Linked DNA regions of Homo sapiens: region 2 is linked to region 1. A link is a loop called in an ENCODE intact Hi-C map of the cell type or tissue named here. Cell type or tissue: CD14-positive monocyte. All regions are shown on one strand. Each heading gives the region's core, and the rest is flanking DNA. Links, peaks and the distances in the headings are about the cores only. Region 1 overlaps TMOD2 (tropomodulin 2). Region 2 overlaps SCG3 (secretogranin III).

Region 1 (10,044 bases), core at 941-8,940:
GGGTACAGGATAAGACAGTAAATGATATGCTGGTAGAGCAGGCGGCATGGCTACAGAGGGGGATTCATGGAGGAAGGGAGAGGAAAGAACTAAAGACGAGGGTGGGACATCTGTGAAGGGCCTTCCTTCTGCGCCTTGCTAAGGGACCTGAACTTTATTCTGTTGGGAATGGCAAGCCACCACAGCTTCTTAAAGTAGGGGAGTGATCTGAGCACGCCAATCTTTTTTTATGAGTTCAAATCATAAGAATGAAGAATGAGTTGGCATGGAACGAGACTGGCTGCAGGTGGGCCTCTTAAGGGCTATTGGAATAGTGTTCCCTTTCCTTTGTGAATTCAACGGCTCACAATGTTCAGGTTTGTGGTTTCTGTGTCGATACCCCTTTCACATGCAATGCAACGCTCTTTTCCATTAGCTCAGCTTCTTATTTATTAATTTAGAGATAGGGTCTCCCTCTGTTGCCCAGGCTGGAATGCAGTGGTACCATCTCGGCTCACTGCAACCTCCAGCTCCTGGGCTCAAGTGATCCTCCCACCTCAACCTCTGGAGTAGCTGGGATTACAAGTGTGCAACACGAAGCCCGGGACTACAGGCATGTGCCACGATGCCTAGCTAATTTTTAATTTTTTTTTGTAGAGATGAGGTCTCCCAGCCCTCCTTTTTTTTTTTTAAATCTTTAATGACTATATTCTAGTAAATAAACAAACAAAAATTCTACTAAAGTCAGAGAAACCAATTGGATCCTATACACTTTGTTCTGGTGCCAGCTACCACTAACTTACTGCATCACACAGGACAAGGATGGCATCTTCCAGGCCCTTATCCATCAAATGAATTGGTTGAAGCACCCTACTTAATGGATTCTAAAATGCATACTTTGCCACATTTAACATTCTGAAATTGAGATGTGTCTTAGAATTCATGGTGTCCTACAATTACTGTTGTCCCAGCAGCAGTAAAAATGTACTTGTCATTGCTTGTATATACCTAAATATCAAAAGCACCAACTTCAAAACTAGCAGAGTGGATGTAAAGGTCTTGGAAGGAAATCCCAGGGACAACTGTGGAATACTCTTTTAAAATTTAGAAAGCAGACAATCGTGGGGAGGTGACAATGCAGGTATGTTTAGCAGCACTCCTGAAGAGAGGCCCAGATTAGGACAGTTCCACATAATTACAGAGTGAGTTTAAGTGCCCAGTTCAATGGCTTTTAGTTTTAGTTTTGTTTTTTTACAGATTTTTTAAATTACCACTCGATGGCACAGAGGAAATTATTATGTGGAAAAGAACCAGATATGGATAAGTAAAATAGTGATCTAAAATGTTGGACTCTGAGTGTGAAGAAGTTTTAAGAATATCAACTAATGAATGCATTTCACTTACATTTCCCCTTTTAATGTATGCACAGGAGAGATATATGATTTTAAAAATCCATGTATATTCATAGCACATTTATTTGTAATTGCCAAAAATTGAAAACAATGTGAATGATAGTAAATGAATAAAAAACAAATTGTGACCAGGTGCAGTGGCTCACGCCTGTAGTCCCAATGTTTTGGGAGGCTGAGGCAGGAGGATTTCTTGAGCCCAGGAATTTGAGACCAGCCTGGGCAACACAGTGAGACCCCGTTTCTACAATTTTTTTTTTTAAAAATTAGCTGGGCATGGTGGCACATGCCTGTAGTCCCAGTTATTCGGGAGGTTGGGGTGGGAGAATTGCTTCAGCCAGGAGGTCGAGGATGCAGTGAGCTATGATTGCACCACTGCACTCCAGCCTGGGCAACAGAATAAGACCCTGTCCCTAAATAAATAAATAAAAATAAACAAATTGTCGTATATCCACATAATGGAATACTTCTCAGCAATAAAAGGGAATGAACTATTGATGTACACAAAAACATGGATGAACCTCAAAATAATTATAATGAGAGAAAGAAGACCAAAAAGAATGTATACTGCAGGATTCCATTTATCTAAAATTTTAGAACACATAAACTAATTTATATGACAGAAAGAAATCACAGTTGCTTAGGCATGGGAGAGAGGTGGGAGGGGCTGATGAGAGGAATGACATAGGGGCATGGGGAACCTTTTGGGGATGTTGCATATGTTTACTACCTTGATTGTGGTGATGGTTTCACACATACATGCATATATCAAAACTTATCAAACTGTACACTTGAAATATGTGCACTTTATTGTATGTCATTTACACTTCAGTAAAAAAGATTTCAAAAAACCTATGTGGAAGTCGAAAACAGCTCTTTCAATAAAGTAAAAATTATTATTATTTTTTGAGACACGGTCTCAGTCTGTTGCCAGGCTTGAGTTCAGTTGTATGTCAGTACAACTCACTGCAGCCTTGACCTCTTGGGCTCAAGCGATTCTCCCACATCAGTCTCCTAAGTAGCTAGGACTACAGGTGTGCACCACCATGCCGGGCTATTTTTTTTTTATTTTTTGAAGATACAGGATCTCACTATGTTGTCCAGGCTGGTCTCCAACTCCAGTCTTCAAACAATCCTCCCAGCCTGGCCTACCACAGTGCTGGAATTACAGGTATGAGCCACTGTGCCCAGCCAAAAATTTGTATTTTTTTTTTTTTTTGAGGCAGAGTCTCACACTCACACCCAGGCTGGAGTGCAGTGGCGCAATCTCGGCTCACTGCAAGCTCCACCTCCCGGGTTCATGCCATTCTCCTGCCTCAGCCTCCTGAGTAGCTGGGACTACAGGTGCCCGCCACCACGCCCGGATAATTTTTTTTGTATTTTTAGTAGAGACAGGGTTTCACAGTGTTAGCCAGGATGGTCTCGATCTCCTGACCTCGTGATCTGCCTGTTTCGGCCTCCCAAAGTGCTGGGATTACAGGCATGAGCCACCGTGCCCGGCCAAAAATTTGTATTTTTAAGAAAACATGTTATATTTTGATTGCCAGCCTTTTTTTCTTAGTGATACATAAAATACTGGAGAGTTTTACAATCAATGGTATCTTAGAGTTTATAAGATTCTATTTGAATTTTTTTTTTTTTTTAAAGACAGGGTCTCATTCTGTTGCCCAGGCTGGCTTGATCATAGCTAACTGCAGCCTCCAATTCCTGGGCTCAAATGATCTTCCTGCTTCAGTCCCTCGAGTAGCTGGGTCTACAGGTGTGTATCACCATGCCCAGCTAATTAAATTTTTTTTTCTTTTTTGCAGAGATGAGGTCTTACTATATTGCCCAGGCTGGTCTTGAATTCCTGGGCTCAAGCAATCCTCCTGCCTCAGCCTCCCAAAGTGCTGGAATTACAGGCATGAGCCACAGTGCCCAGCCTCTATTTGGATTTCTATTGCTGGATTCTCTAACTAAACCTAAACTCCCAATTTTTCTCTAAACAGAGTTGCCGTCTAGATTAATCTACCAGTCAGACACTCCCAACACTCAGACCAGCTTCAGACTCTCCCACTTTTTTTTCTGAGTCCAGCCGGTCAGCACCTCCTGCAGGTCCTTATTGCACAACATTTTTCACACCACCCCTTCTTTTCACTCTTGTTTCAGCCTTTTGTTCCTTCATACCTGCACTACTCTGATTGCATCTTGAAAGATTTCTGTTTTTCCCTGTAAGCTACCCAGAACACTATAATTGGATCATTTTTCTCAACACTGCTAACAAGCCACTTCCCTGGTTAAGAACTTACAATGGCTCCCTCTTGTCCACAGAATGAAATCCAGACAATCTAGCTCCAAAGCTCCCATGATTTGGCTTTAACCTGCACTTCCTGTTTTCTCTCTCGTTACTTTCCTGGGGAGCCCACTTCGGCTAAAATGGCTTATTTGCTCTCTGTGGTAGGCAGAATCATGGCCACCTAAATACGTCCTCCTCCTATTCCTCACATCTATATGTTACTTTACATGGCAAAACAAATGAGTTGTGATTAGATTAAGGATTAAGGATTTTTTTTTCTTTTTTTGAGACAGAGTTTTGCTGTTGTTGCCCAGGCTGGAGTGCAATGGCACGACCTCGGCTCACTGCAACCTCTACCTCCCGGGTTCAAGCAATTCTCCTGCCTCAGCCTCCAGAGTAGCTGCGATTACAGGCATGCACCACCATACCCAGCTAATTTTTTGTATTTTTAGTAGAGATGGGGTTTCACCATGTTGCCCAGGCTGGTCTTGAGCACCTGATCTCAAGTGATCCACTCACTTCGGCCTCCCAAAGTGCTGAGATTATAGGCGTGAGCCACCACGCCCAGCCCAGATTAAGGATTTAAAAATAGAAAGACCATTTTGGATGATCTGGGTGTGCCAATGTAATCCAAAGGACTCTTAAAAGATGGAAGAGGAAGGCAGAAGAGTCAGTGTCATGCAATTTTTTTGCTTTGAAGATGGTGGAAGGGGCCATGAGCCAAGGGATGTGGGCAGCCTCTGGAGGCTGGGAAGGGCAAGGACATGGATTCTCCCCTAGGGCCTTCAGAAAGGAATACAGTCCTGTGACACCTTGATTTTAGCCCAGTGACATGTGTTTCAGACTTCTAACTTCCACAAAAGTAAGAATAAGTTTGTATTGTTTTAAGCCACTGGATTTATGCTAATTTGTTACAGCAGCAATAGGGAATGAACACACCCTCTTACCCAAATACTTCCATTTTCCAGGATGATTGTTCTGGCTGTCTTCTGTTTGCACCTCCACATCCACTCCCCTGCTGCTCTGTGCTCCAGGAAGATGATCTATTTAGACTGTATCAATGGGTTCCCTTTCTGTCTGGCTTCTGTTTGGCCCACAGGGGGCACTAGCAGGAAACTGGAGAGCAGGGGAGGGGGAGATTGGGTCCAGAAGGTCACATCTCCCAAGAGGCAGCCCTCTCCATACAGCTGCCTGCCCCTGGCTGGCCTCAGGCCTTGGGTGGTAAGGGTTCCTTGTGCAGCTGGTGCCAGAGTTCTGCCTTGTTGGATTCCCTAAATCCTCCCCCCATCTTTGTAAATAGCCTCTTTATTAAATTTTTCTCAAGTTACTCGAGTGTATCCCGTTTCTTGTTGGGATGCTGGCTGATACATTAATATTACTTGGAATGCTGTTCTCTATTCTCATGGCCTATCTATGCGCTCTGCTCTTGAGACCTGGCTCAGATCCCAGTTCTGCAGGACCACAGAATGTCAGAGCTGAAAGAGTCCTTAAAGATTGCTCAATCCAGCAACATAGATGGTTTTTCTTCTATTTCTCTGACCATTTCTTTTTGGTCTCTTTTAGCAATTCTTCTTCCTCCACCTTAAATACTGGCATTCTTCAAGGTCTCATCTTATAAATTCTTCTATTTCCATACTACATATTCTCTCTGGAGGAACTCATCTGCCTCCAAAATTTTAATTATAATATATATCCAGGAGATTCCAAAATCTGTATCTTCATCCTAGACTTTTTTCCTGAGGGTTAGGCCCCTATATTTCCATCTGCCTAATTCACATCTCTCCTTGGCTGCCTCAGACACCTCAAATATGTCAGAAGTGCTCTCATCATCTTTCCTCCTCCAGAATCTCCCATTTCAGGAAATTGGCCGAAAAACCAGGGAGCCATCCTTAACATCTTCTCTCTCTCGTCTCTTTTCCAGCCATCAATCACCAAATCCTGTCCTTACCTAAACGTGTTGAGAATCCACCCACTTCACTCATCTGCATTGTCCACATTCAACCCTATCCCTTCCTGATCCATTCGCCATACAAATGGCCAAAGTGAGCACAGAGTTAAACAACTCTTCTCTAGTTACTTAAAATCCTCCAGTGGCTTCTGCTGCCTTGAGGATAAGGTTCAAATTCAGTCTGTCTTCTGTCATCTTCGTCAGCCTCATCCTGTGCTGCACTCCCCATCTCCTCCTGGCTCCAGCCTCCTGGCCCAATTCCAATGCCTGGATCATGCCTTATGTTGTTCTCTCTGCTCAGAACACTCTCACCCCACTCCCCTCTGGCTGACTGCTATCCTACTCATCCCCTGGTCTCATGCAAGCTTCACTTCTTCAGGGAAGCCTTGTTTGGACCTGGAGACAAGGTCTGGGTCACTCCCCATCTCCATGCTACCCCTTTAATCACATCTGTTCTTGGCTTTATTACAACTACTTGCTTTATCTCTATTTTCCTTGCTAATCTCTGTGAGGGAGGGGGACTGTATGAGTTTTATTCACTGATAAAATCCTGACTCCCAGCACAGTTCTTGATCTGAAGTAGGTATCCAATAAATATTGTGTAACAAATGTCATGTGAAAGAAATGAGTTCAAATGAACCCGCAGGTCCAGAGCTCATTCCACTCTATCCACTGCTTCCTCTCCCTGTGATGGAGCTTTCTGAGATCATCTAAGCCCACAGAAGTTGCCCCTTCCTCTAAATTTGTATGCCTACATCACCAATTTGACATATCTTGCTATCTTTTCATGTATGTTGCATGTATGGTTCTCTCTCCAGCTACACTACAAACTCCCAGAAAATAAGTGCCATGTCATACTTCAGTAGGAAAATACATTAATTAATTAAAATAACATGTTCATACTATGTAACAGTAGCTGTTAAAACAAATTGCCTATGTTGTGTCAATGTACCAGGGGATCTCAAAGTCAGAGGAGAAAAAAAAAACTTGCATCCTCCTGGAGCACAACTTTGATCTGAAGATTTGGGGAAAAGCTAGTTATTATTATTATTATTATTATTATTAGAAATAGGGTCTCACTCTGTTCCCCAGGCTGGAGTGCAATGATGTGATCATAGCTCACTGCAGCCTTGTACTCCTGAGCTTAAGTGAACCTCTTGCCTCAGTATTCCCCCCACCTCCTTTGACCCCAGCTGAGACTACAGGTATGTCCCACTATACTCAGCTAGTTTTTAAATTTTTTGTAGAGACAGGGTCTCGCTACATTGCCCAGGCTGTATTTTTAAAAAGCAAATATAGAAATACTGTGGAGAAGAATGCAGTATTCTCATAGCTTTTAAAGTCAAATCAAAGCTTTTCCAGCTCATGGCTGGTCTGCTTTTGCCCCCACCAAGGCTGCCCAAGGGCTCCCATTTGTCTTCCGTCCTGTTAGCAATGCTGCCGTGGGAAGTTAGCAAGCACTGCTACAGCCTCCCCTCCAGTGGTGTGTCTGTCCCATGGCAAGCATTTAACATGCAATATGATGCTAATGTACATGCTGGAGTGAAGCAAATGCCTAACAAGGCTTCCAGGAGTCCTGGTGGGCAAGTACAGGAGCCAGTTAGGAAAACAGAAAATAGGATTAAAGACTTGAGCTGATGGAAGCATGACTTGGGCCCTTAAATAACTCTTCCTATTATCCAAATATACAAGCCTTGGGAAGGAAAATAAGGAGTATGGCTTTTTTTTTTTTTTTTTTTTTTTGAGACGGAGTCTGGCTGTGTCGCCCAGGCTGGAGTGCAGTGGTGCGATCTCCGTTCACTGCAAGCTCTGCCTCCCGGGTTCACGCCATTCTCCTGCCTCAGCCTCCCGAGAAGCTGGGACTACAGGTGCCCGCCACCACGCCCAGCTAATTTTTGTATTTTTAGTAGAGACGGGGTTTCACCATGTTGGCCAGGCTGGTCTCGAGCTCCTGATCACAGGTGATCCACCTGCCTTGGCATCCCAAAGTGCTGGGATTACAGGCGTGAGCCACCACGCTCAGCCCTCTTTATTCTTTTTAATATGTCTTCAATATTTCATAATTTTAAACAATTAGTGCACCGATTTGCACCAGAACCAAATCCACATTTTCTAAAACTAGTAAATTAGAACAGAATCTGCATATCAATGTATCCTCCAACAAAACATGAATTGATCTTAGATATTTAATTCATTTCTGGCTGCTGGGCAAATATAACACAGCAACCGCCTGTTTTGTAATGTAGCTATTTGAAGATGGGCCAATTAAGTTTGTTTTATTTTAAACAACTAAAAGACTTCTATATATTCTGGGAAATACTTGCAGAGGATGAAGGACAGAATGAGGCGGGATAAGGAGAAGTCTCAGTCTGAAATATGGTACGGCAATGGGAAGGAACAAGCTGAAAGAGGAAAGAGGAACAGATCTTACTAGAATGCAGAGCTCGTATTTCCCAATCTTACAACACAAACTTGCCAAAGATTAAATCATACTTGAAAAACAAGGTGCCCACTAGTGACTGCTCCTGTCCAAGGTTAGAAGAACACAGAAGACTAAAAGCACGGGCCTTGGAGTTAACCAACCCAAGGTCTGATGGTGCAGATATGTGTGCAGTGACAACCTCTCCAAACTTCTGGTCCTTCCTCAGTAAAACATGCAAAGAACAGTACTTATCTCAGAAGGCTGAGGTGACACTTAAGGTGACCATGTACATATTAGGCGCAGTGTCTAGCAAGCGCAAGCCCTCAGTCAAAGCTATTTCTCTTTCGTCCTTGGTTGTGGAATAATCTCGTGTTTTAGGTGTTCTTTCCCTCTGTTTTCCCCATCAAGATCTGCTGAATATAAAGAGGCAAAACCTGTAAGAGCTGCGGGTCAGCATTGCCAGGTGTAGAAAGCCACCATAGTGTAAGCTAGCCAAGCTATGAGATAGATTTCCACCTGGGTAGGAAGCAGTCAAAAAGCCAAAAAGTCTTGCTGTCTGCCCAGCCTGCCTCTTGGTTTCTAATTCTCATGGCGGGTCCTATTTCCCGCTGTTGTCTTGTCCCTGTGTTTGGCCTTCTTTTCTGTTTTTAGAGGAGTTCCTCTTGCTTGACCTCTATTTATCTCCTTGCCTTCCACTTGGAGATCTGCGCCTTTCTGGGTTTTAACTGCCTGTTGCTTTTAACCATGTCCTTCCTCTTGCCTTTGGGAACTTATGGGCTTCTTCTAACTTCCTGATTGGCACCGGGTTTCCTGCTTTTTGTCCTTTGATTCATGTGCCCTCCTTTCTTCTGCTTGCTTATGTGGTCTTTGACTCACTCATCTTGTCTCTTTCTTTGGCATTTTATACCAGCTAGGTTTTGATCCAGGTTTTGTAATGACTTATGGATGCTGTATGCACCCTGACTTGTGAGTGCTTACCTAGATGATGTGCAAAACATTTAGCAACTGGTATAGAAGGGACACTGCCCAGTCAGAATGGTTGTTTATCAACAATGAGGACAGTTGTCCCCATGCACACCGCTTGAATAGCAGCCCAGCTCACTGGACTCCACACTCCTCTAACCACTCTGATGAGGGACCTCCTGGTCCTTTCTTAGGGCTTGTGCCCCAGCTTGTCTCCTTTCTCCTCATGTCCAGGCTTGGCATGGCTGGCCTTGTGCCCTATTTTGTGAGCTCCTGCCACTCACAGTCCTGGAGTTGACTTTCTCATCCCCACCCTACCTAGCTCTCACCAGGGGAACCTAGGAATAGTGATGACACATGTGAAAGAGGTAATTAGTGGGGCAGCCTTGATGCCAAAACAGGATGGCAAATCATAAAAGCAGAAATAGCAAGAAATCACAGCTTTAAGGAAGGTTGTGCTGAAACATGGGACCAAGGCCAAGGAACTCAAAATGGCTTTGGGAGGAAAGGTGGCTATTTCAGTCCATGGAAGAGCCATAGCAGAAGAGCGCATCTCATTTTACACAACCACGAAGCCTTAAAGTTACGTAGAATTGACTTTTTGGTGTGCTGAAAATAAAAATGGTTCATAGTATACAACAAAGGACTAAGCAGGAGAATTTATAGGAAGAAAGTTAGGAAATTTAGGATGAAAAAGTAGACTGGGGTCAAACTGTTATGATCCATTAAAACCAGAAACTGAAATTTGAATTCTAATCTGTAAGTAATGTGAAGCACAAATACTTACAACTTACACATTTAATCATATGTCCTGACCTTTCACTCAAAAATGCATTAAAGGCAGTTTCTCAAAGGTGGTTCCATGTAACGATAGCCCCTCAAGATATTTTTCATTTTTTATTTTTGCACACAGTTTGGGAAACATTACATATCACATCCTATGGACATTCCCACCCCATTTACATCCCCATATACAATGATCATTAACCCATGAAAGGCTCTGAAAAGTCAAGAATAAACCAACTTGTCCAGCTTTGTTTAGTGTTTT
Region 2 (10,044 bases), core at 919-8,918, 51 kb after region 1:
ATAAATGTCTTCCTGGCATGGCTACTGCCCACTTCCCAACCCTATATGCTGCTCTTCTCCACAAACATCCACTGTTCCTGGGGACATGAATGGCTCCAGTTCCCAGAACCACCCCTCTGTTTTGTCCCTTTATGTCTTGGTACCTAGTGTTCGCTCTGCCTCCATCTCTCCTCACTCGGCAGATTCATCCTTAACTTTCCAGAGAAGACTTGTGGCCCTTCTCTCAACTGTCTCTGTCCTAGTATGAAGATCCATCCCATCTTCTCACCTCCTTGGCAGTAACACACCTATCCATGACATCACTGAGCAGGGCCAACCATAGCTCTAATGACGCTGTGCATTCCTTGGGCGGGACATCTCTGGCACTTAGAACAGGGCCTGGTTCTGTGTTTTGCTTTATGTAAGCGAGTGACTGCTTTTGTGACTGCAGGGTGCACAAAATTTGTGCTCAGAAAATGCCTTTGTTTAAAATACTCCAAGAAAGGGGGGCTAGATAAAACAAGACTGGCAACATTTGATAATTATTGAAGATGGGTGCTGGAGACACAGGGATCCATTATGCTATTCGTTCTACGTTTGCTTGACATTTTTCCTAATAAAACGTAAAAGAAAAGAAAACGCCTTTGCTTGAAAGGCTAATTTGAATAATAAGAGAAATGGAGGTTCTGTTCCCCTCTGTATCTGACAGGTGACTTCAGTCTTTTTTGGGCTCTGCGGGGAGACTTTAGCACAGTCAATTTGACTGTGGGAATTTTTATATAACAAGAGCCCCTGACAAATGGGTGAAGTTTGCAATGTACAACCACACTTGGTCCTACCTTCTTTATTTCCCTTTTTGTCATGTTTCTTCAACCATTCAATATTTTTTCTGATGGCTTCCAAATAGGCTTCTGTTTTTCCTGGAAGAGGTAAGAGAACTATATCAAACACTCAGGAAATATCACTACATCTCATTTTAAAGACCACACGTATGTTCAGAACCACAAATATTAGACTTATGCAGCATTTGCAAGGTTGTTTCCCTAACTAGGTAATGTACATATTTGTATGTGTCTATGTGTGTTTGTGTGTTGAGGGGTTTAGGTCAAGGAGAGCAGGTGCGGATGAGGTTCCAGGAGGAAGAATCAAGTTGGTAAGTGTCAAGGGGCATGATTCCCACACACAAATAAATCCACCTTGATGTCCTGGCAGAGAAGAGTTTTGATTCAGTTTACTAGATAGATGGGTCCTTAGATTAGTTCATTTCTGGTTAGGGATGGTTCTTCCAAACTGAGGAGCATCATCAAGCCAAGGACTTGAATGAGAGTGGCAGATACTTAAAGATTCCATCACTTCAGTTAAAAGTCCAAATGTGTGGCTTTGTGTAAGCAGCTCTAAGTCTTCTGCCCAATTCTGGCAGGGGGCGGGCAAAAACTTAGACAAAGAGGCGACCAGTGCCTCACTTCAAGGTTTGGATGGCAAACCTTAGAACTGGCTCTAATAAAACTCCCCAGGATGTAAACACTGTTCGATGGGCCTCAAGTGTGGCATGAGAATACCAGGCATCACTCATGCACCTACTCTGTGATGCCCTTTACCTGTACTGATGTCTGCAAGCGGATATTACCATCCACTGAGAGATGAGGAATCTGGGGCTCAGAGAGGCGAAGTGAGTAGGCTAAGGCTACACAGGAAATAACAGCTGGCATTTGGACTCTGATCTGCTTAGCTTCCGCTACCTGCATTCCCTGCAGGATAAGACCTCACCTTCAGACATGGACAGTAATGTTGCTTTGTTCTATATCAAAAAAATCAGCCACTCTCTTAACCAGGTGAGGCCCTAAAGCTTAGGGAGTCAGCACCAAGAAACCAGGTGCTCTAGAAAGTACCAGATGGCTTACAAAAAGAGGCTTTCAAAGTCCAGGGCCTCTGCAGAAGCAATAGCTGCAGAGCTCAGTGTGGTGACCACCCCATTCTGAGCCCCATCTGAGCCCTCTTACCTCTACTCTACTGCACAGCCCTCTTGGTTGAGCTACCTGTACTGTGTGCTTATCATGTACTGGGGACTGCTTTATGCTCCAAAATGCATTGTCTCATTTATTCTTCACGACAACTTTTTGAGGCAGTCTTATTATCATCCCCATTTTACAGATGAAGACACTGAAGCACAGAGACATAAAGTCATAATCACATGACTAACAAGTAGCAGAGCCAGGCTTGAACCTGGGTACCTCCAACTACAGTCCATGTACAATAACACTGCCCTAAGAGTTGCCCATGTTCCAATTGCCCGCACTGTATTTACCTAAGTGACTCTCTGAGCATCTTTCTTCCTGATCTTGAAGCCCACTCTTGCCTTACCACCGAAGATCTGTGTCATCTGGTCCCCAAAGAAGCACAGAGACTACTACACAAAAAGGGGTAAATGGACACCAGAAGAGATCCACAATTTTTAGTCCTTATTTACTTCAATAGTTGGTGTAGAAACTTCCTTGATTTCAGCAGTCTGGGAGGCCAAAGAGGGAGGATTGTTTGAGGCCAGGAGTTCAAGACCAGCCTGCACAACATTGTGAGACCCTATCTCTACTAATAAACAGATACATAAATAATAATTTTAAAAATACAGTGTTTTCTATTTCAAATTAATTCAGTTAGATAAGGTATTTTGAACAAAGAGAGAAATCTTAGTGCAGACCATTTCTAAACAATGCAACTTCATTATTTTAAAGAGTTTAAATCAAATTACTGATCCCCATAGGGCTCACTTTAATGAATAATGATTTGTCATTCACTCATTAGGTAGTTAGGGCTTTTGCAACTTTTGAGTATGTCTGAAAATAGTCTTGTTCTTTACATAATATTAAGCATTTTTTCTACTATCTTCTCTGATATCGTATCATGATGTTAGAGCTTTTTTGGGATAAGGAAAACCACAGCTTAGTCTGTTTAGACACTGCATTAAAAATTCCAAATTAGGAGAGTAAAAACAAATGAAGTTTTCGCCATCGTGGGGCAAACATTACCCACTCTCATGCCTCCCTCTTCATAGCTAGCTACTAGAGCAGCCTTCAACTGATGACGGATGAAATGGGTAGATCAATGCATCAGCTTCCTTGTTCCTTAGGCATGTTCTACTGTTTCCCAGAAGTCTTCAATAGGATTGAGCTCTAGTCGCCCATGCTGAAGCTTGCTCATTATCACACCTTATATTGGCTTTTTTCTCTTCCTGCTCATGTACCTACCCTGCAGTGGTGCTTCCTGGGGTCACTTCCCAATGAAGCTACTTCACCTCAAATCCTTCTCTTAGTGCATGCCTTGGAGGGAACTCAACATAAGACAATTTGAAATAAAGGCCTTGACCAGGCTCTGTGGCTCACACCTGTGATCCCAGCACTTTGGGAGGCCAGGGTGGGCAGATCGCTTGAACCTAAGAGTTTGAGACTAGCCTGGGCAACATGGAAAAACCCCATGTCTACCAAAAAAAAAAAAAAAAAAAAAAATTAGCCAGGCATGGTGGTGTGCATCTGTAGTCCCAGCTATTAGGAGGCTGAGGTGGGAGGACTGCTTGAGCCCAGGAGGTGGAGGTTGCAGTGAGCCAAGATTGCACCACTGCACTCCAGCTTGGACAACACAGCCAGATTCTGTCTCAAAAGAAAAATAAAGTAGAGGTCTCAGCATTATTGTATTAGGCTGCTTTTTGTTCAGGAACCAATTACCTATAAAAATGGTATGGAATTTTAAAAAGTATGTAATGTATGAAAAGCTATTTTATTCACTATATCAACATTATCAACTCATAACAGAGAATGAGTTTACTATAGCTTAAAGAAAATTGGACTGCAATTCATTGAGAGACTAGTATCTTATGGGTTATAACATACATGATTAGGACAGTCTCCCTAATTTATAACAGAACACCCCGTCATTCTCCTCCTCTTTCATGCTTTATTTTTATCCATCAGAAGGTGACTACTTATTACCTTCTACTGTAGCATATAATTTGTTAAGTTTATTGTCTTCCTCCCTTAGAAATATGTTGTTTGCTGATGTACCCTCTGCCTAGAACAAGACTGACAGAGAGTAAGCTCTCAAGAAATATTTGTCAATGAGTAAATGGATGAAATCTTTCTGTACAGAAGCCAAATTGCAATTAGAAGATTGCCCAGTCAGCATGGAATCCAAACTAGGAAACTACATCTTAAAAAAACTTACAAGCCGGCCGGGCGCGGTGGCTCATGCCTGTAATCCCAGCACTTTGGGAGGCCGAGGCGGGCGGATCACAAGGTCAGGAGATCCAGACCATCCTGGCTAACATGGTGAAACCCCGTCTCTACTAAAAATACAAAAAAAAAAAAAAAAAAAAAATTAGCCGGGCGTGTTGGTGGGCACCTGTAGTCCCAGCTACTCGGGAGGCTGAGTCAGGAGAATAGCATGAACCCGGGAGGCGGAGCTTGCAGTGAGCAGAGATCACGCCACTGCACTCCAGCCTGGGCGACAGAGCGAGACTCTGTCTCAAAAAAAAAAAAAAAAAAAAAAAAAAAAAAAAAAAAATATATATATATATATATATATATATATATATATATATATGGCATAGATTTATCTCTGCCTTTTTTTTTAGTGAAAATGAATGATTTATTTGAGAGACTTGAAATTTAATGGATTCTAAACCTAAATGATAGCTATATCAGAAACTATTTTTTCAGAAACAATTTAAAACACAAATGTGATAGATATACTACATCCATATGTCATTTATTCTTCATAGAATTCTATTAATTAAATATCATTATTCCCATTTTATTCATGAAGAAACTAAGGCTCAGAGAGGTTAAATGACATGCCCAAGGCGACATAGCTAAGTAAGGGTCTGATATGGTTGGGCTGTGTCCCCACCCAAGTCTCATCTTGAATTGTCATTCCCATAATCCCCATGTGTCATGGGAGGGACCCAGTAGGAGGTAATTGAATCAGGGGGGCGGTTACCCCCATGCTGCTGTTCTTGTGATAGTGAGTGAGTTCTCACAAGATCAGATGGTTACGTAAGGGGCTTTTCCCCATTTGCTCAGCACTTCTCCTTCCTACCATCATGTGAAGGAGGACTTGTTTGTTTCCCCTTCCGCCATGATTATAAGTTTCCTGAGGCCTCCTCAGCCCTGTGGAATTGTGAGTCAATTAAACTGTTTTCCTTTATAAATTACCCAGTCTCGGGTATGTATTTATTAGCAGCGTGAGAGAGAACTAATACAGGGTCAGAGCCTGGTTTTGAACCAAAATAAATATGGAGCCTTTAATGACTGGGGCTGGGTCAAATTCACCTTTTAGACTAGAGAAATTGAGTGCCTGCTCTTGTTGGTAAACTGGCTGACAAGGCAGTGGTTTTCTTTTTTTTTTTAGATGGAGTCTCGTTCTGTCACCCAGGCTGGAGTGCAGTGGTGCAGTCTCGGCTCACCGCAAACTCCGCCTCCCGGATTTACGCCATTCTCCTGCCTCAAGCCTCCGGAGTAGCTGGGACTACTGGCACCCGCCACTTTGTCCAGCTAATTTTTTTTGTATTTTTTAGTAGCGACGGGGTTTCACCATGTTAGCCAGGATGGTCTCGATCTCCTGACCTCGTGATCTGCCCTCCTCGGCCACCCAAAGTGCTGGGATGACAGGCGTGAGCCTCCGCGCCCGGCAAGGCAGTTGTTTTCAAACTTTGATGCACATTAAAATCACTTAGCGAAAACTTTTAAAGGCCCAATGTCCAAATTGCTCCTCAGACCAATTAAATCAGAATCTGGGACTGGGGACCAAACATTTGTACTTTTTAATGATCTTGAGGTGGCTCCAATGTGCAGCAAAGTTTGGGAACCGCTGCCACCAGTTTTAAGACCTCCACACGCTTACAAGAGCATTGGCAACAATGGGAATCACATCAGGTGCTCTTCTGCTCTTGGAGCAAAGCAGCTGGCTCATATTGACTTTTCTCTTTGCAGGAGCTGTAAAGCAAATCTTTTATTTACGCAGTGTGCACTGAAAGCCTTATGAGAGTCGACTTTGGAAAGCTGGACTATTTTCTCCCTCAATTTATTTCAGCTTCCTTTGGAAAAAAAAAATAGCTCATGGCTGAGGTAATAGAGCACAAGCCTTAAAACATAGGCTGAAGCAGATGGGAGGAGGGCCAGAGTCGAGATGCAGCCTTGCTTTTCTGGCTGTTCTGGTTTTTACACTGTGAGAAAAATATCTTTTCTAAACATGAATTTGTCCTTCCTCTACTATGCTGTCCTGACTCTCTCCCTCTGGGGAAAGTGTATAAATCAATAGGGTTGTCCTATTGCATACTGGATATACTAAAGACATTAGGTTTTGTAAAAGAGTGTTTATAAAAACTAAGTTTGATATAATACTTAAAATTATGTCAAGATTACATGATTGCACTTTTGAACTGGATGAAGCAAAGCAACTGATACTGACGCATGGGTGCTGACACAGGCCACGGAGCTGTGAGATTCAAGATTCTGCATAATGATGACATTTTACATGCCCATTAGATGCAGCATGGAAGACTGGAAGAGCACTGGATGAAGAGTCAGAAAACATGGGTTCAAGGCCAGCTCCACCACTTTGGCCATGAGATCTTGAGCAAGTTGCTCATCTTCTGGGCCTTGTTTTACTGATTTGTAAATCAAGGGGTGAATTCTAAAAAGGAGATTCATGATTTGTACATAAGAAAGAAATTCCCCTTTTCTGTCCTTGAAAAATCCATGTTGATATATAGCTCTCCCAAGCCTACTTGGGTCTTCCTGACCCACTTGCTGACTCCCAGGGGAGAATATTGGACTCATTGTTTTTGGACATTTCTAGCAGAATCTCTGGAGGCTTGAAGGCAGGCGTGAATTCTCTTATGTTGCTTAAAAAATAAGTGTATCCACAGGAATTAGGCAATTTATTATCAACTTATTAAATAGGCTAACTTTTCTGGCTCCTGTAAAAAAGATATGAGGATGATAGGATATTTAAGTGAAAGTTATCTTAGAGATCACCTTTTCCAGCCTAATTTTATTATCCAGCCGTAAACTTAAATGATAGCACTGGAATGAGTTTATGGGTGTTAGAATGCTTATTTCATCCCTTGGATGATTAAAAAAAAAGACTTTCAGTGACTCACAGAACAGATGTGAATGAGTAAACATCCAAATGGCAAAAAGAACCACACTTAGATAATGAAATAAAGTTTGAAAGTAGTTTTCAGAGAGCAATTTACTTGAAAAGTTAAGCAACTTTATAGATTTGGTTGAAGTTAGAATAAATTATAATTTATTAGCATATCCATAAACTTAGGAATAATTATTGAATCAGTCAAACAACTAGACCAACATTTAAAAATATTATACTTAATGTGGGTCCCTGTGGAAACCATAGTTTAAATAGTTCAAACTATTTTCAAAGGTGAATGTATCATTTTTCATCATTGGTAATGAAGTTGGCTGTTTTTTACATTAAGCTTGAAATGAGATTCATAGAAACGTGCTTTGTAAACTGAAGCATGATATAAATATAGAGTATTATTATTATTACTATTATTATTATTACTTATATTCCTCACAGGACCCAGTTCATGCTACGCATGGTTAATAAACAGTTGCTGTGGTTAGATAGGGCTATCACCTCACACACCGCAAGGCCAAAACAGACTCCCCACAGATATTCCTGCCAATGTGTTCTGCTTATAATTATTTCCTTAAGTGGTTTTAGCTGGACCATTACCTCATCCCTTATTCTACTCTGTAACATCCTCCAGCTTTCCGTCCTGAAGGGATCCTGTTCTATCTATGTCTGGCTCATCAACAAGCGGGATATGTGTGCATGTATGTGGCCTGTGTTGCACTTGCCAGCATATGAGTTAAGGACTATTCTTGGGCCATTTCAAAGCTTGCTTGAGTCCTCAAACGCAGGAATTGGTTCTTATATTCCTTCTGTAGCTGCTTCCTAAGCACAGCGCTAGGCATGCCATTGGAATAAGTGTTTATTTCTTGCTGAATAACTGTCCCGGAAAACCCAGTCAACCCTGCCTCCACTCACATGGATGCTTTTCTTTTTCTACCTAGAGACAATGGGTGTTTTCTCACTGGGTTTTATAACAGGGAAGCAAAATAGCCCTTGAGAAAAGTGCAATGAAACAACTGCGAACACAAAGATATATGTCGGTATGTCCTTTTGGGGATTAATACATTTTTTTTTCCTAGAAATTGCTGGTCCTTGGCTTACACTTAGCTGGTGTTTTCTAAACTGTTTTAGAGTCAGTTGTCCTTATCCCAGAGTAATGGGTTCAGTGGTAACATTAATAAATTACATCTCTGAACAATAGCAGAGGGACTAATTTTAACCCCAAATTCCTGCCTTCTTTTTAATGTTTTAGGAGAGCCATTGCAAAGAATAACACTAGGCTGGGCGTGGTGGCTCACACCTACAATCCCAGTACTTTGGTAGGCTGGATGGATTGGGTGGATCACCTGATGTCGGGAGTTTGAGACCAGCCTGGCCAACATGGTGAAACCCCATGTCTACTAAAAATACAAAAATTAGCTGGGTGTGGTGGCACATGCCTGTAATCCCAGCTACTTGGGAGGCTGAGGCAGGAGAATTGCTTGAACCTGGACAGCGAGGGTTGCAGTGAGCAGATATCACACCATTGCACTCCCACCTGGGAGATAGATAGAGACTCTGTCTCGGGAAAAAAAAAAAAAAGAATAACACTAAATGGATAAAGTTTTAGTCTACTCTCTTCCTCTCTCCCCATTACTATCTGATGGAAATCCTAATGAAGAGGGAAATCCACTCTTATCATTGGTCTCCAAACACTCACATCCTAAATAGGCAATAGTGGACTACAGAGAATCATCTCTTTTATATTCATTTTTTACATGGTTTTCTTAAAAATAAACCAAACAGAAATGTCAGCACCCATTCCTACAGCCCTGTGCACAGCGATAGAAGGTGGTGTTTAAAGCACTGAGCATGTTACCCCAGCAAGTCAAAGGATGTAGCCTATGGCTCACTGGGTTCTAGGGAAATACGATTGCTATACATGGGTCACTTCCAGAGGGGATGATTGAGGCACACTGGGTTTCTGTTGAGGTGAGCTGTAATGCTCTATGCTGCCCAATTCGTGGTTCTCTGTCTCAGATCATAGTCCACTCTTGTCCTGGTTAGCTATTTTTAAAAATTTACCATTCATCCTCCACCTCACATCTGTTAGGATAAAAAAAAATCCAGAAATAAAAAGTCTAGGCAAGGATGTAGAGAAACTGGAACTCTTGCACACGATTGGTAGAAATTTAAAATGGTGCAGCTGCTACAGAAAACAGTATGGTGGTTCCTCAAAAAATTAAAAATAGAATTAGCATATGATCCAGCAATTCCACTTCTGGATATATACCCAAAAGAACTGAAAGAAGGAGCTCAAAGAGAGATGTATATATATATATATATATATATATATATATGTATTACTCACAACAGCCAAAAGGTAGAAGCAACCCAAGCGTCCATAGACAAATAAATAGATAAAATGTGGCTTATACATACAATGGAGTATTTCTTCAGCCTTAAAAAAGGAAGAAAATTCTGACACTTGCTACAACATGGATGAACATTGAGGACATGATGCTAAGTTACGTAAGCTGGTCACAGAAGGAAAAATGCTATATGATTCCACTTATATGAGGTCACTATAGAAGTCAAATCCATAGAGACAGAAAATAGAATGGTTATTGCCGTGGAGTGGGGACAGCAAGAATGGAAAAGTGTTGTTTAATTGGTACAGAGTTTCAGTTTTGCAAGATGAAAAGAGCTCTGGAGGTGGATGGTGGTGACGGTACAGAAACAATGTGAATGTACTTAGGGCCTCAAAACTGTACAGTTAAAAACAGTTAAGATGGTAAATTTTAGGTTATGTACATTTTACCACAATTTCAAAAAAGAGCTATTTTATATATATATATATATATATATATATATATATATGTATGTATGTATGTATACACACATATATATATATATTTTAAAAAGAGTTTACCACCC

What was found. Peaks named below come from ENCODE experiments on the same cell type or tissue, not always from the same donor. Only the 100,000 strongest peaks of a DNase experiment are listed, where the experiment ranks them.
Region 2: a loop joins it to region 1, with 1.8 times the contacts of the local background. A loop is called at or near these places in 15 of 110 quality-filtered maps.

Annotation. Positions count from the first base shown.
Region 1 is chr15:51,754,712-51,764,755 of GRCh38, reverse strand. The region is part of intron 1 of TMOD2 (tropomodulin 2); the gene reads right to left. Among named protein-coding and RNA genes, the nearest start is that of TMOD2, 8.1 kb to the right of the region's middle. In CD14-positive monocyte, for the core only: CTCF peaks have their summits at 4,571 and 4,770 (motif pointing right); DNase peaks (open chromatin) are centred at 8,055 and 8,835; H3K4me3 peaks cover 1,210 bases; H3K27ac peaks cover 917 bases.
Region 2 is chr15:51,704,188-51,714,231 of GRCh38, reverse strand. It overlaps SCG3 (secretogranin III), which reads right to left. Exons shown (of 12, transcript NM_013243.4): 11 at 819-899. Among named protein-coding and RNA genes, the nearest start is that of SCG3, 28 kb to the right of the region's middle. In CD14-positive monocyte, for the core only: no CTCF peak of the experiment used is centred there; a DNase peak (open chromatin) is centred at 5,021.